Regions from separate parts of the Homo sapiens genome. Here all the other regions are linked to region 2. A link is a contact called in ENCODE Hi-C or POLR2A ChIA-PET data. All regions are on one chromosome and are shown on one strand. Each heading gives the region's core, a stretch centred on a gene start or an enhancer-like site at or near the end of the contact. The rest is flanking DNA. Distances are from core to core; before and after follow the strand shown.

What was found. A loop is a pair of places that touch in the nucleus more often than their neighbours do. ChIA-PET counts read pairs that join two places held with the same protein, here RNA polymerase II (POLR2A). Pooled maps may share reads with other maps.
Region 1: a map of CD14-positive monocyte shows a loop between it and region 2 (7-fold over the local background). The contact joins two enhancer-like sites. A Hi-C loop is called at or near these places in 4 of 168 maps with a recorded cell type or tissue (CD14-positive monocyte, breast epithelium and ovary) and 1 of 50 pooled maps. POLR2A ChIA-PET finds 5 or more read pairs at or near these places in 2 of 52 experiments (T-cell and activated CD4-positive, alpha-beta T cell).
Region 3: a loop to region 2 is called in a map of naive thymus-derived CD4-positive, alpha-beta T cell, with 4 times the contacts of the local background. The contact joins two enhancer-like sites. A Hi-C loop is called at or near these places in 3 of 168 maps with a recorded cell type or tissue (CD4-positive, alpha-beta T cell, aorta and naive thymus-derived CD4-positive, alpha-beta T cell) and 6 of 50 pooled maps. POLR2A ChIA-PET finds 5 or more read pairs at or near these places in 3 of 52 experiments (CD4-positive, alpha-beta T cell, OCI-LY7 and naive thymus-derived CD4-positive, alpha-beta T cell).

The regions. Positions count from the first base shown.
Region 1 is chr6:170,046,491-170,051,385 of GRCh38, forward strand. No RefSeq gene overlaps it. Among named protein-coding and RNA genes, the nearest start is that of LINC01624, 220 kb to the right of the region's middle. Within about 2 kb of position 2,309, at least 20 of the 41 ENCODE cell types and tissues checked have a DNase peak (open chromatin) inside an H3K27ac peak, as active enhancers do; they include CD14-positive monocyte, where a contact is called at or near this core.
Region 2 is chr6:169,986,865-169,991,891 of GRCh38, forward strand. No RefSeq gene overlaps it. Among named protein-coding and RNA genes, the nearest start is that of LINC00242, 190 kb to the left of the region's middle. Within about 2 kb of position 3,452, at least 4 of the 41 ENCODE cell types and tissues checked have a DNase peak (open chromatin) inside an H3K27ac peak, as active enhancers do; they include CD14-positive monocyte, where a contact is called at or near this core.
Region 3 is chr6:169,953,503-169,958,334 of GRCh38, forward strand. LOC107986674 (a long non-coding RNA gene) reads left to right here. Exons shown (of 5, transcript XR_001744483.2): 5 at 1-1,770. Among named protein-coding and RNA genes, the nearest start is that of LINC00242, 160 kb to the left of the region's middle. Within about 2 kb of position 2,354, at least 2 of the 41 ENCODE cell types and tissues checked have a DNase peak (open chromatin) inside an H3K27ac peak, as active enhancers do.

The sequences.
Region 1 (4,895 bases), core at 1,059-3,558, 58 kb after region 2:
GAAGCCAGCTGCCACCCCAAATGATAAGCACATTGTAGCTGTCTCTGCATGGCTTCGTTGCATGAGGAAAGTCACTACTGTCAATGCAGGGCTGCTGGTCTCCACCTCGGAACGTGGCAGTGCACAATCCATCACTGCCCTGTGTTCGCAGGTCACAGAGAAAAGAAATGCTTTCTCTATTCCTTCTCGCAGTTAGTATTTTGTGATTATAGAAAAACTGTGCGTAGTTGGAAGTAGGGAAGGGAAGGAGGGAGGGAGGAAGAAAAACAGAAAGAAAATAAACCAAAAGAAAAAGAAGGAAGAAACCACCGTATTTTCAGTTTGCTTCGAATTATTAAAGTGGCTCAGGGAAAAAACTTTAATCTGAAAATAGTGGCCAACACGAGACAGGACGCCGATTGCTGCGTGAGTAAGAGGAAGCACCGCAGACCACCGCCGACGAAATTCTGGATTTTTTGAGGAGGGATTTCCTGAAGCGGGTGTTGAATATGGGCATGAAGCCACGAGGCTGAATCTAGATGTATGTTTCACGTTTCTCACAAGAGCTGATGTTGGTTTTTGATTGCAAAAGATGCCCATTGCAGAAAAACAAAAACATATGTGTCATGAGGAGCCTCAGAAACCTCCCCAAGCCCTCCACACAGAAGTGATTGTGAGTGCCGCTCCAGACCTCGCCCTATGGGATCTATAGGACCTGTAGACCTATAGCTGCCTGTATGATCCTGTGGGTACAATCTCCTAATGTAGGTGAGTGTGTGGTCTTTATAACACAGAAGTACATGCGAGCCTCAGGGGCTGCTTTTTATTGACAGTTCATGATAATAATAGCACACAGTGCATGTGGGGCATGGGGTGAGGGCTGGGTATTTACTGACTGTCCTGTGAGGTGGTGTGATTTCTGTCCCCACTTGGCCAATGAGGGCCTGCGGCACAGAGGGGTTACCAGCTCTCCTAAGGCCAACAGAGTTGATGGAGGGCTGGCTCCTGAACCACACCAGCCTGATGCAGGGGACTCAGCATTTTCACGACCCCATATTATCATATCAATGTGCCATAATTTATTTAGATCTTTCCCTTTGTTGTTTCAATTTTTCCCTCTTAATGAACAGCTCATAGCCAAATTTTTGTGTACCTCATTATTTCCTTACACCCTCCCCAACTCCTCACTCTACGGTGACTCCACTGGGCAAAAACTTGCACACTTTAAGAATTTGGAAAATGTGTTGACAAATTACATCCTAGAGAGGGGGGCTCCAATCCCAGCCGAAGCAGATGGAGAGGCCCGCCCACGTCTTTGCTAACCATGGGAATATTTTTCCTAAAGGAAAAGCTTTGCCAGTTTGGTAGCTGCTGTGATTTGAATGATGACGGCCCTTCTGAAATTCAGGTTGAAACTTAATCTCCAAAGCAACAATATTAAAAGGTGTGGCTTTGGGAGGCCCCACCCTCATGACTGGGATCAGTGCCCTCACAGAAGGACTGGAGGTTGAAGGGAGCGTGTAACTGAGCACCTAGCAAGAAGGCCCTCACCAGACACCAGTGCCGCCACCTTGGACTTCCCCATCTCCAGAACACTAGGAAATAGCTTCTGGTTCTTTATAAATTACCCAGGCTCAGATATTTTGTTATAGCAGCAGGAACAGACTAAGACAGTAGATAAGAACTGTCCTTTCCGCTCTAACATTCCGGCCATCTTTGAGAACAGGCTCTGCGTGTCCTGCCCAAGGACAGGCATGATTTCAATCCTTTCCCAAAGAAACTGCCAGCAATGTGACCCGTAAGGCAGTAAGTTTATGCAATTAAAATTTTGACCTGATTTCTTCATTAACAGTCTGAGTTTGGCTGGGCTGTAAAGCTGAGCAAAGGTTTAAGACAGAGCTCGGGCTTCTGGTCTTTCTCTTACAGGTGTACATTTAATACCAGGGCTCTGCCAGGGCTTCTAGAAAGAGCCTAGGGTGAGGAGGAAGCTCAGGGAGCTTGTGCTCCCAGAAGAGCTGCATCACAGAAGTGGAGATGGGGGCCGCACATTGGCCATGAGTACCCACGGATTGCAGTAGCCCCACTGAGGCCCCTTAAGGTGATAAAGACGAATTACAACCAAAGACTCTGGGGACTGGTCCCGGTGGTGGACCTTCGGTGTCCTCGGGGAGCACGGTGGGGGCAGGTCCTGGGGGCCAGTGTGGGCTCTCTGTGCTCACACTTGGGAAGGAGCAGAGCAGGCCCTGAGACACTGCCACAGCCTCCCTCCTCCTTCCAAAAAGAGGAAGAGACTGTGATGTTCCAGCTCTGCCCGTGTGACTCAACCAGGGCTGCGGCCGACTGCGTGACCACCAGGAAGAGGCTGTTTACATCTTCGGGAATCCCACATCTGGCCAGGCTCAGCTCAGGGTGGAGGGTCCCCTGAGCACTGGGGATGACTGGAAGCCTGCAGTCCCAAGCTAGGTGGCCTGGCCCGGAGCTCCTGAGATTTGGGCATCAGAGTGGCCGAGTTGCTCAAACAGGTTCCTGTACATCTGTGAGTCTCCGTTTTCTTCTCTGTGAAATGGGGACAATAAAACCACCTACTTTATTGAGTCATCGCAAGCTGGAAGAGGGTGATGTGTGTAAAGAGATTAACCCAGTATCTAGTACCTCTAAAGTGCTTAACAAATGACACCTATCACAGTGATTTTAACTGGCTTATTTCTCCATAAAATGAACGCGGAATCCGTCCATGGCCTCGTTCTCAGAATGCAATTTCATCCCCACCAAACTGAAAACTCTTCAACAGCAGCAGCGCCTCCCTCCACACCATGTTCCTCCTCCTTGATTTCTAGACCCAGATGCAGGTTGAGGTGGGCAATGGGGTCGCGCTTATCCTCACTCCTCGTCATCACCAGAGAGGTGGTGACCTTCCGGGGACCCCCATAGACAGGCTTGGTCTGGCTCTGCTTCCCAGGAATTCCCTCAGTGGTTTTGTGTTTCTTTCTTTCTTTCTTTCTTTTGACTCATTCTTTCCCGTCAGTGGGGCTCGGTGTTTGCTGGATGAGAGCGTGTTCTGTCGGCAGGTGGCATCCAGTTCTACGGGGTCCTCTGTGGATGCTAGGGTGCCCGGGAACCAGCAGTTCCACGTTGCATTTTCCTGGATGTCCGAGCAGAGCACCCGGGTCAGGCGAGTTCCCAGAAGCTCCTTGCCTTCTCTTCCCTGCATCAGGAAGGCTGGGGAGGGCGGCTCTGGATCCTGAGGGGAAGCCACTCGGATCTCCTGCAGCTGCTCAAGACCACGGCACTGTGACTGTGCTTGCCCATCTGGAAAGCCTCAGGCGTGCAGGAGCTTGGCTGGGCTCCACATTTGGACACAGAACCTGCTCCATCTGAGCTCGTGGCTCTTGGTCAGCCCAGGCTCAGGGAGCCTCTCGACGGGGTGGAATTTTGGGTTTCACCCACTTGGCTGATGCTTCCTGCCCTGTGTAATTGAATCAATCCTTTACGTAAATGCTGTTTCGTAACTGCCCGGGCTTTTCAGGGCCTCTGGGCCCTGGCTGAAAACCTAACTCAGCTCCTGCCTGGGAGGCTTTGCGCGGCAGGCCTGGCTGGTGGGAGGGTTTGGTGCCAGAGGCATCCGTCGGGTGAGGAGCAGGACCTCCCACGGTGAACATGGTGGCCACGTCCCCGCAGAGCCCAGCCTACTGAGCTGTCCAGTGAACCCTTGTGCACTTAAGCTAAAACACGCAGCCGTGCCCCCAGGAGGCCGCTTAACACAGAGCAATAGCCGGGTCCTCGACGATCCAGCTGCAGAGACATCACCAATCCCAGTCTCCCTGGTTCCCGCGTCAGCCTCGCCCTGCCCTGGGCCACGGCTGCACAGCACGTGCCTCCTCACCAACACCACGCGTCACACTCTGCAAGCCCCCGGCCCCTCCACGTGCGAAAGGGGGCTGCTCCTCAGGGTTCTTTGGGCTGTAAGGGTCCCGCCGTCCCCCAGTTTTTGTTGGACATCTGTGAAGCCCAGCCTTTCCAAGCAGATGCTGTCCCTCCGCTCCAGCCAGTTCCTCCAGATGAGGCCAATGTGTTCCCAAGCATGTCGGGTCACATTTCCTGTGTGTTTTGGTCCTGCAAGCAGGACTCTCATGAAAATGGCAGAAAGGTCGTCAAACAGCTCCCCTCTTCGCCGCGGCCGTCACAGATGGAGCTGGAGGCACACGCATGTGTATGGCACAAATGGCCACATTTGGTTCTGAGAAGCCATCGCAGAAACTCAAGGGCTGAGGAAGCCAGGCCCTGGCATTAGATCTGATGCATGAGGGAGAGGCTCAGCAAAGCAGAGGATGAGTCCCGAGGCCTCGTTTCCTCCAGAAAACCCATCCCTCCTGCCTGCACCCTCCAGGCTGCTGAACACACCTGCCCATGACCGCCTGCCCCGGCACTGCCTCGCCGCCCCTCCTCAAGTCTCTCCTTCCTGAGGCATAATTTCTGCTTTAGCACAGGGTGGCCCATGGGGCCCTGCTGGAGTCTATGTCCGGGAGGGAGCAGACCTCATGTCCGTTTCCCACACACCCTGCAAGCACCCATCAAGGCATCCAGCTGTAACCTGGTACCGAATAAATGCTCGACTCCTTCAGAATCCATGTTTACTAGGGGGTTAGGTATAAAATAATCGCAGGTAATAATCTCATAGAGTCAAAACTGCCCTTGAGAATTCCTTAAGAGCCACCAATCACAGCCTCAAGTTGCATCTCAACCATCACAGGAGGCAGTGACCCCCAGGCGGGACCAGAGGCCTTCTCCCAGGAACATGGTCAGCAGAAGACACTGCCTCCAAACTTCAAATTCAGGCCCAACACAGGAACACACAGCAGAGGCGCAGCTGAACTGCATGGATGGTGCGACTGTGGCCACGCTCCCAGAGCAACACA
Region 2 (5,027 bases), core at 2,202-4,701:
TTCATGGACCGTCTTACCCGCCTGCTCAGTCGAGGCCGAGAGCCCCGGGGAGAGCCGTGGCCGCCTGCCCCAGGCAGCACTGGGCATTCCCACGCTTCCTCCTCTCCAGGACAGGCTCCTCAGATGAGAGCAGGGATTGCAGCACGGGCCCGGGCACCCCGGCCGCGACCCCGCCATCTCTGAGCCACGCCCCCTAGCCAGGGCCGCCCACCCACTATCACTGAGGCCCACACCTGCTGAGACCCACACCTGCCGAGGCCCACACCTGCCCAGGCCCACCCATTATCACCGAGGCCCACACCTGCCGAGGCCCACACCTGCCGAGGCCCACACCTGCCGAGGCCCACACCTGGGGGATGGGCAGTCGGGGGAGGACGAGTGGTGCCGAGGGTCTGGGGGGCCCCTGAACCACCAGGGCGAGGTTCCCGGCTGGGGAGACGCAGAGCCAGGGCTCTGCACAGGGGGTGCCCTGGGGAGCAGGCATGAGAGCCACTTCTGCGAGGTGAGGTCACGAGACAGACGTCAACAAGGGCTGGCCAGAGAGAAGAGCCGGTCACCCAGGGCCTCGGAGGGAAGGAAGGCTCAGGGACCCGCGGGACGAAGGCTTGGAGAAGCCCCTGGGGAGCAGCTTGAGCACAGCGAGCTCTGGGACAATGGCCAGTGTCCAGCGACAGGGTGTTCAGAGACGGGGTGTCCAGCGACAGGGTGGGTCCGAGGGGACAGCGGCCGCCATGTCCAGCGACAGGATGGGTCCGGGGGGACAGCGGCCGCCATGTCCAGCGACAGGGTGGGTCCGAGGGGACAGCGGCCGCCATGTCCAGCGACAGGATGGGTCCGAGGGGACAGCGGCCGCCATGTCCAGCGACAGGGTGGGTCCGAGGGGACAGCGGCCGCCATGTCCAGCGACAGGATGGGTCCGGGGGGACAGCGGCCGCCATGTCCAGCGACAGGGTGGGTCCGAGGGGACAGCGGCCGCCATGTCCAGCGACAGGGTGGGTCCGAGGGGACAGTGGCCGCCATGTCCAGCGACAGGATGGGTCCGAGGGGACAGCGGCCGCCATGTCCAGCGACAGGGTGGGTCCGAGGGGACAGTGGCCGCCATGTCCAGCGACAGGGTGGGTCCGAGGGGACAGCGGCCGCCATGTCCAGCGACAGGGTGGGTCCGAGGGGACAGCGGCCGCCATGTCCAGCGACAGGATGGGTCCGGGGGGACAGCGGCCGCCATGTCCAGCGACAGGGTGGGTCCGAGGGGACAGCGGCCGCCATGTCCAGCGACAGGGTGGGTCTGAGGGGACAGCGGCCGCCATGTCCAGCGACAGGGTGGGTCCGGGGGGACAGCGGCCGCCATGTCCAGCGACAGGGTGGGTCCGAGGGGACAGCGGCTGCCATGTCCAGCGACAGGATGGGTCCGGAGGGACAGTGGCCGCCATGTCCAGCGACAGGGTGGGTCCGAGGGGACAGCGGCCGCCATGTCCAGCGACAGGGTGGGTCTGAGGGGACAGCGGCCGCCATGTCCAGCGACAGGGTGGGTCCGGGGGGACAGCGGCCGCCATGTCCAGCGACAGGGTGGGTCCGAGGGGACAGCGGCTGCCATGTCCAGCGACAGGGTGGGTCCGGAGGGACAGTGGCCGCCATGTCCAGCGACAGGGTGGGTCCGAGGGGACAGCGGCTGCCATGTCCAGCGACAGGATGGGTCCGGAGGGACAGTGGCCGCCATGTCCAGCGACAGGGTGGGTCCGAGGGGACAGTGGCCGTGATGTCCAGCGACAGGGTGGGTCCGGGGGGACCTGCTCTTCCAAGACCACATCGTCATAATTCTGTGAACATTTACACTGAAAAACAAGTGTTTGACTGGCACCGATGCCTGGCACAGCTTCCCTCATTCATTCCCATGTGCACACCGGGCACCTCCTTCATGGCCTCAGCCTCCCTGGTCCCCGATTTGCACTGGACCTGTGACCAGGGCTTCCTCACCTGAAGATCGACCCGGTGCCAGCCTCCGTCCTGCTCCCCCAGGCTCAGCCTCCCCACAACCCAGTGGCCTCCCCCTCCCACGGCCCCCTCAGCCGGGCACCATCACACTCTTGGGTTCACATCGGGCCACCTCCTGGCTGGGCGGGATGAGCCCTGTGGGGCTGGGACGTGCATGTCAGCAAAGGAGCCAGCACCAGGCTGGTCTGGAGATGCTAACCCAGAGGTTCCTGGATCTGGCAGGCTGTGCGCGGCCCTCCTGGCCTGGCCGTGTCCTCAGCTGGTGCTGCAGCCCATCCTCTCTGATCCGCACAGACCTGTGGCCACCCTTGTGTGTGTCTGCGGCACATTTAAATTACACATGAATTGAGAGAAGGACCTGCCCCGTGGACCTCTGCAGCCTCCACAGGACCTGCAGGTGCGGAGTGGTTCCTTTCTCATGGTGTCGAGGGCCAGCAGGCTGCACTCTGTCTCCCCACGCGAAGTGCCACAAATAGCCGATGTCTCCCCGCCCTTTCCTCAGCTGCTACTGCTGGGTTCTAACCTCCAACAGGCCAGCCCCAAACCAGGCCCCTGGCACCTGCTCAGGCCAGCCAGCCCGTCGGCCCCTCTGTGGGTGTCTGGTCTCAGGCCCTGACCTCTGGTGCTATGCCTCAGCACCCAGAAATGCTCTGCACGCAGTGGTCCCCGGTCCACAAAATGCACCCCTGTATGTTCACACACATGCATGTGTTCCAATAATACACACTCACAAGCCTCACATACACACATATGCCTATACAGTACACACAGGCACACACAATAAAACTCATACACACACATACACACACACATGACACACACAAGCACATACGTGCATATACATTACACACATACAACACACACAAGAATGCAAACACACATATGCATATACATTACACACAGGCACACACAACACACTCATATGTACACACGTACACAACACACAACACTCATGAGCACACACGCATATGCATATACATTACACACGGGCATACACAACACACATGCATACACACAGGTACACACAATAAAACTCACATGCACACACATACACACACAACACACACAAGTATGAGACCCCACAGTCAACCAGATCGAAGTAAACGGACGATTGGATGGAGCGGAAATCCCCTATCACCCTCTGCTTTGAATAGTTTGCTATCTGCATGATTTAAAGGAAAACTGAAGCTCTTATTAGAATAAAGTAAAAATGATCATTTCTTACCTTAAAATATAAACACGTGTCTGTATGTCATGTGTGGCCTGTCAGGAAGATGATTTGCATTGTCGGTTTCTGAGTGTGCTTTACAGGAAATAAAGGATGAGGCCCCTTCACGTGATGGGCTCCCGTCTTGCACGCTGGTTACCCCTTGGAGCTTCCCGTTTATGTGGATTGTGGCAGTGACTTGAAGTGGAGCCGAGTGTAGTGACCTCTTGTTAACGCCAGAGAGGTCTGTGGACCAGTGTGCTTTCTGCTCACATCGACTGAGAGTGCCACTGGGTAACAGCGGCATTCTCACTGAGTGTTTTCTTCATCATACAACTGCACCTCTGACGATCTCAGCCCACACAGTGGGAGGCGCTCCGAGGGCACGGGAAGCACCGGGCGACCTCAGGAGCTGCAGCGCCGCCAAGATGTTGGCCTCTTTTATTTCCTCACTTTCCCTTTTATATGGTTTTAGCTCTCACATTCTATTTAACTCTCTTTATAGCCATTTGCCATTGTGTGAGATGGCAGTTGCCTGCAATCTCCTGGGACTTGCTACTCTGGACGGAGGCTGAGCCCCTGAAGTCCACCCATCTATGACTCCTGGTCCACCCAGGCATTGGCCCTGCCTGGGGATCGTGCCTGAGTCTGCGCGGCCCTCTCCACTCAGAGCCGCCTCAGAGCCTCCTCCACAGCCCACGTAGCCCTGCCCGCTTTCCCTGGGATTTCGGGTGCAGTCGCAGGGTTAGGGGTGAGGGTTGGCCCCCCTCCAGGCAGGAGTGCCAAGTCCTTTCCAGTGCGGCTGCCCAGTCTACCGCGGACCTCAAGGTTTGGAGGCAAATGGCCCCACATCCCTCCTGACACCAGGACACCCAGACTTTCTGTTCCTGCAGGTCCCATGGGTGTCGGATGGGGCCTCAGGCTGAGCAGCGCATGTGGGTGCCCAGTTCATTTGTGAAACACCTTCTGTGTCCTCTGCAATCACCCTGCAGGGCTGTTCAGGGTCCTCGTGGGTGTGAGGTCTGCAGGACAGCGGCCCACAAGGTGCCCACGCCCATTCTCAGAACCTGAAATGTGTCACCTGTGTGGCAAGAGGGGCCGTGCAAATGCCATTAAATCGAGGACACTGAGCAGGGAGGTGTTGCCACATGATTCAGGGGGCCTGATGTCCTCACGGGCATCCATAAAAAGGAAAAGAGGGAGGTGGAGGGTCGGGCTGGCCAGAAGGCCAGGCACAGACCAGACAGAGGCTGGGGTAGAGCACAGAGAGGGTTTCTCCCAGGAGCCTCCAGAAGGAACCAGCCCTGCCCACTTCTGGATTTTCGCTCACAAAGACTTGGGCGGGATTTCTGACCTTGAGAACTGGAAGGAAATAAATTTGTGTTCTTTAAAGCCACTAAATTCATGGAAATTTGTTGCAGCAGCAAGAAGAAAGGACTCCGTTGCAGAAGAGGTCTGTAAAAAAGATCTTTGGTATCTATCATTTTTAGTTGCGTGTATTCCAAAATCTCCCAGTCTGAAATTTTTAAGATGTTTTTTGATGAAGAAAAGTTTATAATTTAAATATGGTCAAATTACCAACATTCTATATTTAGCTTTCTTTAAGATAAGCTTTCCTATTTCAAGGAGTAAAAGATACTCACCTATATGGTGTAAATTAATGGAGAGATATATCATGTTCATAGATAGGAAATGACAATTTTAGCCAGTTTGAATCTATAGACTCAGCCCAATTCAAATCAAAGTCCCAATAGAGTTTTCTATGGAGCTCAATGAGCTGATTCTCCAAGTGTGAGGAAAGAAGGATCCAGGGAAAGCCCATACTCCT
Region 3 (4,832 bases), core at 1,104-3,603, 34 kb before region 2:
TTACTTCCTATTTCCAACTTTATGCTCTGCTGGCCTAGAGGTCTTCCTTCCATAGGGAGAAATGCTACCACCAGGAGATACAACAATAATTCAACTGAACTGGAAGTTAAGATGCTATCTGACCACTTTGGGCTTCTCATGCCTCAGAGTCATGCTAAGAAGGGAGTCAAAGTGTTGGCTGTCTGACCTGATACCAAGAAGAAATTGGCCTACTCCTTCACAAGGGAGAAATAGGAGATCCTCTAGGGCATCTCTTGGTGTTACCATGCCTGTGATTCTGGTCAATGGGAAATGACCACAACCCAATCCAGGCAGGCTATGAATGTCCCAGGCCTTTCAGGTATGAAGGTTTGGGTCACCCTGCCAGGTACAGCACGGCAACCAGCTGAGGTCTTGCTGCAGGCAAACAGAACACAGCAGGTGGTAGAAGGTCATTAGGAGCACCAGCTACACCCACGGGACCAGTTACAGAATCAAAGGCTGCCACTGCCATGAGTGTTTTCTCCCTGTGTTGCTACGAATATGTTTGCATGTAAATATACATATATTAGGCAAATTTTTCTTCTTTTCTATCTTACTCCTTTATCATATGAGATGTATTGAGTTTGCATCAGTATTTAAGTATTGTTAATTTTACACCATAGTGTTTAAGTTACAGGAGAGGAGTAAATGTCACTCAAGGACTTCACTTCCTCCTCTGGGGAAGGAATTAGTGTGTTTTTATTGTACGAATTGTATCATGCTAGGTGGAACTATGACCTTGTCATTATCTTTTTAAGAGATTAAATATGGTTTAAGGAGATGCATGTGGGTGCCAAGTTGACAAGGGGTGGACTTGTGATGGTTGATTATAAGTGTCAACCTGACTGGATCAAGAGATGCCCAGGTAGCTGGGAGGCCATTGATCATCCTCAGTACTCCAGGAGGCACTGAGCCCATCCCTCTTCTGCCAAAAGAGAAACCTAGGAAGATTGGCATTTGATTAGAATGATTGATCTGTCCAAGGTATGTCTGTGAGGGTGTTTCTGGGGGAGACTGAGGTGTGAGTTGTTGGACTGAGTGGGGAAGGTCCACCTGCATTGATCTGCCCTCAATGATCTGGGCTAAAGGCCTGGATGGAACAAAGGTAGAGGAAGACTGAATTCTTGTTTTCTCTTGGGGAGCTGGGACCCCTTCTTCTCTTGCCCTGGATGTCAGAACCCCTGGTTCTCTGACCTTTGGACTCTGGGACTTAACACAGTGACCCCCTGGGCTCTTGAGCCTTTGGTGTCAGATTGAGAGTTACACCATCAGCTTTCTTGATTCTGAAGACTTCAGACTTGGACTGAACCACTCTACCAGCTTCCCTGGTTCTCCAGCTTGCAGATGACCTGTCATGGGACTTCTCAGCCTCCAAAATTGCATGAGCTAATTCCGCTAAAAAATCCCCTTCTTATCTTTCTCTCTGTACATGCATCCTATTGGCTCTGTGTCTAAGAAGAGCACATACTAAAACAAAGAATGTCATAGGGAACTATTCAAAATAGCCCAAAATGGAAACTACCCAAATGCCCATCAACTGATGAAAGGACATAAGGTGGGACACACACACACACAAACACAAACACACCCAACATACACAAAAATACAAAAACACAAACACACACACACAAACACATACACACAAACATACAAACACAAACATACAAACATACATACACACACACAAACAAAAAACAAAAAAAACACATAAAAATACAAAGACACAAACACATAAAACACACAAAAATACAAAAACACAAATGCACACACAAACACACGCAATGGAATATTATTCAGCCATTACAAAGAAATGATGTGTGAATCTATGAATTATTTAAAAAAGGAAAAGAAAGAATGAATTACAAACACATGCTACATGCATGAACCTGAAAAAATTAAGTGAAAGAGCCACAAAAGACCAATGTTGCATTGTTCTGTTTATGTGAAATGTACAGAAAGTGAAAACCTGTAGAAATAAAAGTGGATTAGGGTTGCCAGGGGAGGAGAGAAGAGGAAGCAGGAAGTAACTGCTAATAACAGCTTGATTTCTTTTCGTATGTTAAAAACACAGAATTGTATGCATTTAAAGTATATCTCAATAAATCTGTTAAGAAAAACCTCGTTGAATGGCATTTGTTAAATTCAAAACCATTTATAGACGAGAATTGCCGCTGCTGTGCTTTCAGGAGTACAAGTGTTCCACCAAATGTTAATACGCGTTTTGCAAGAAAAGAGCTCCATGCGAGTAAGTTTGGGAAGTGCTGGGTTAAAAACGACAAGCAAGTTTCTTTAGTGCAATCACGGAAGAGTGTTCACTGTGCTAACGTGAACTGCAGCCTCCAGGGTGAGGGAGGGAGGGGCCGGCAGTAGTCTTGCTCCACATACACGATTTGGGTAGAGTTTTGCAGAAAGACGCAAATTCACAGGGAACTTGGGTGAAGGGGGGGTGGCTGTGTGTTTGGCTTTCACTTGGACAAGCCTCCTTTTCCCTCCCACAGAGCTGGCTGCTGCTGCCAAGGCCCCAAGGAGGCTTTCAGGTGAGGGGGCGTGGAGGGGAGGGCCACCTCAGCCCTCAGGATTGGGTGGGCTGGGGCTGAGGACACAAGAGCAGAGTTTTGGGTGGCAAGTGTTGATGCAGGATGGAAACAAATTTGGCTGTCCTGAGGGTCCGGACCTCACTCAGCAGCGGACCAGGGTCTCTGAAGCCCCACCAGCATCACCCAGAGCTAATGGCAACCTCCTCAAGGCACCCATACCCAGCCAGCAACCAACAGGGCTGCTGACCTCCGGCCTCAGCCGACCCTACCAGCCAGGCCTTGCTGAGCCACGCCCACTTCACCTGTGTTCAGTTGCTTCCGGCAGGAGGGGACGCTGGGGTCCGCTTTTGCAGGTCATGCCACCGAATTCAAATGTGGTATCCGTTTTGTGTTTTCAGTCGTCCCTGCATTTTCTTCGTCTGAAATCAGGACGCTAAGTAGCTACAGCTGCATGTGCCGCCTTTGAGAAAATCTCATCCTGAACTCGAGAACACAGACTCAACAGGCAGACGGCCGGGAAGCTACAAGGCAGCGCCTCACAACACTCTCTTCTTTTTCATTCTACTAAAAGTTGCTCTCAAATCCTACTGGACAGAAAGTCCTAAAGCATTCCAAATGTTGCTCCATTTCCAAAAGTGCCGGCGCTGCCTCCTTGGGATCAGAGGCCTTCTGCGCTTGAGCCTGGCACCTGCCCTGGGCCCCAGTGGACGGGTCCTTCCTCTTGGACCACTGGCCCCATGCATTGTCCATCCTCAACACCTTCCCTGTGGTGCCCAGAGGCAGCGTCCAGGAGCACACCCAGGTGCCCAGCGGGACCCCGGAGCTCCCTTTGAACAGGCACCTTCTGGGGCTGGGGTCCCCATGTCTGGGGGGGAATAGGGGGCTGGGGCCCGTGTCTAGGGAGTTATGGGACCTTGCATCTGAGGGGGTGTGGTGGGGGGCTGGGGCCTGCATCTGAGGGCGTGTGGTGGGGGGCTGGGGCCTGCATCTGAGGGGGTTCTGGTGGGGGGCTGGGGCCTGCATCTGAGGGGGTGTGGTGGGGGGCTGGGCCCTGCATCTGAGGGGGTGTGGTGGGGGGCTGGGCCCTGCATCTGAGGGGGTGTGGTGGGGGGCTGGGGCCTGCATCTGAGAGGGTTCTGGTGGGGGACTGGGCCCTGCATCTGAGGGGGTGTGGTGGGTGGCTGGGCCCTGCATTTGAGGGGGTGTGGTGGGGGGCTGCAGCCCTGCATCTGAGGGGGTGTGGTGGGGGGCTGGGCCCTGTATCTGAGAGGGTTGTGGTGGGGGGCTAGACCCTGCATCTGAGAGGGTTATGGTTGGGGGCTGGGGTCTGCATCTGAGGGCCATGGGACCTGGGTTTGTGGCTGCTGGTTCGCCTCTGGGCTCTGCTGCTTCTCACAGTAGTCGCTGAGCCATCGCGGGTCCTGATGTCTCACGGGAGAAGCAGGCCTGGGCAGGTGGCACCTTTGGGAGAAAGCGAAGGGCAGCCTGGGCTGGAGGCTGCACCCAGGCACTGTGGTCAGTGGCTGGGGAATGAGACACGGCCCTCCTGGGCCCCGTGTCCCTTGTGGTGGGGTCTGAGTGCCTACTTCTCTCACCATGGCCCTCGGGGTCCCGTGCCTCTGCGGCCTGAGCCTGCGGTGGGTCCTGGCGCAGCACCTGGACACGGGCCTCCCTGCCTGAGGCCTCCTTCCTTCCTTTTCACCCCCCTGAGCCTCCTTGCCCTTGGCTGGCTGAGCCGGCACATCCCCGTGGCGCCTCTGCACCTCCCCCAAGATCATTCTGCCAGCACGGTCCTCACTGCACCCTCCGGTCCTCCCTGCACCCTACGGCCCTCCCCTGAGATTATTTCGCCAGCCCGATCCTGCACCCTCCCGGCTGCCACTGCCCCTCCCCAGGGAGGCCGCCACAGATGCAATGGCCGGCTCAGGTTGGCTCCTCAGTGGTTGAAAGTGGTTTTGTTTTTGGTGGAACTTGGGGGCAGTGAGAGGCTTGAGATTATTCGTTGAGATAGTTTTCCAGAAAGAAAAAAATGTCACAGATAATTGGTTCTTTGCACTTGTAATATAAACGCAGTAATCTTTATTCTAACTTTTGCTAGAGAAATTGAAGTCGATGATAGCCCCTTTCAATTTTAAGCAGGAACCAAAGTCAACAGAAATTCTGAGTCATAGAATCAGGCCAACTGACATAAAGAAAAAAAAAAACCTGGGTCACTCACAACCACTAGGATGGCAGAAAGACAGGAAGAAAGAGAATGAAAAAAAAAATAAGACG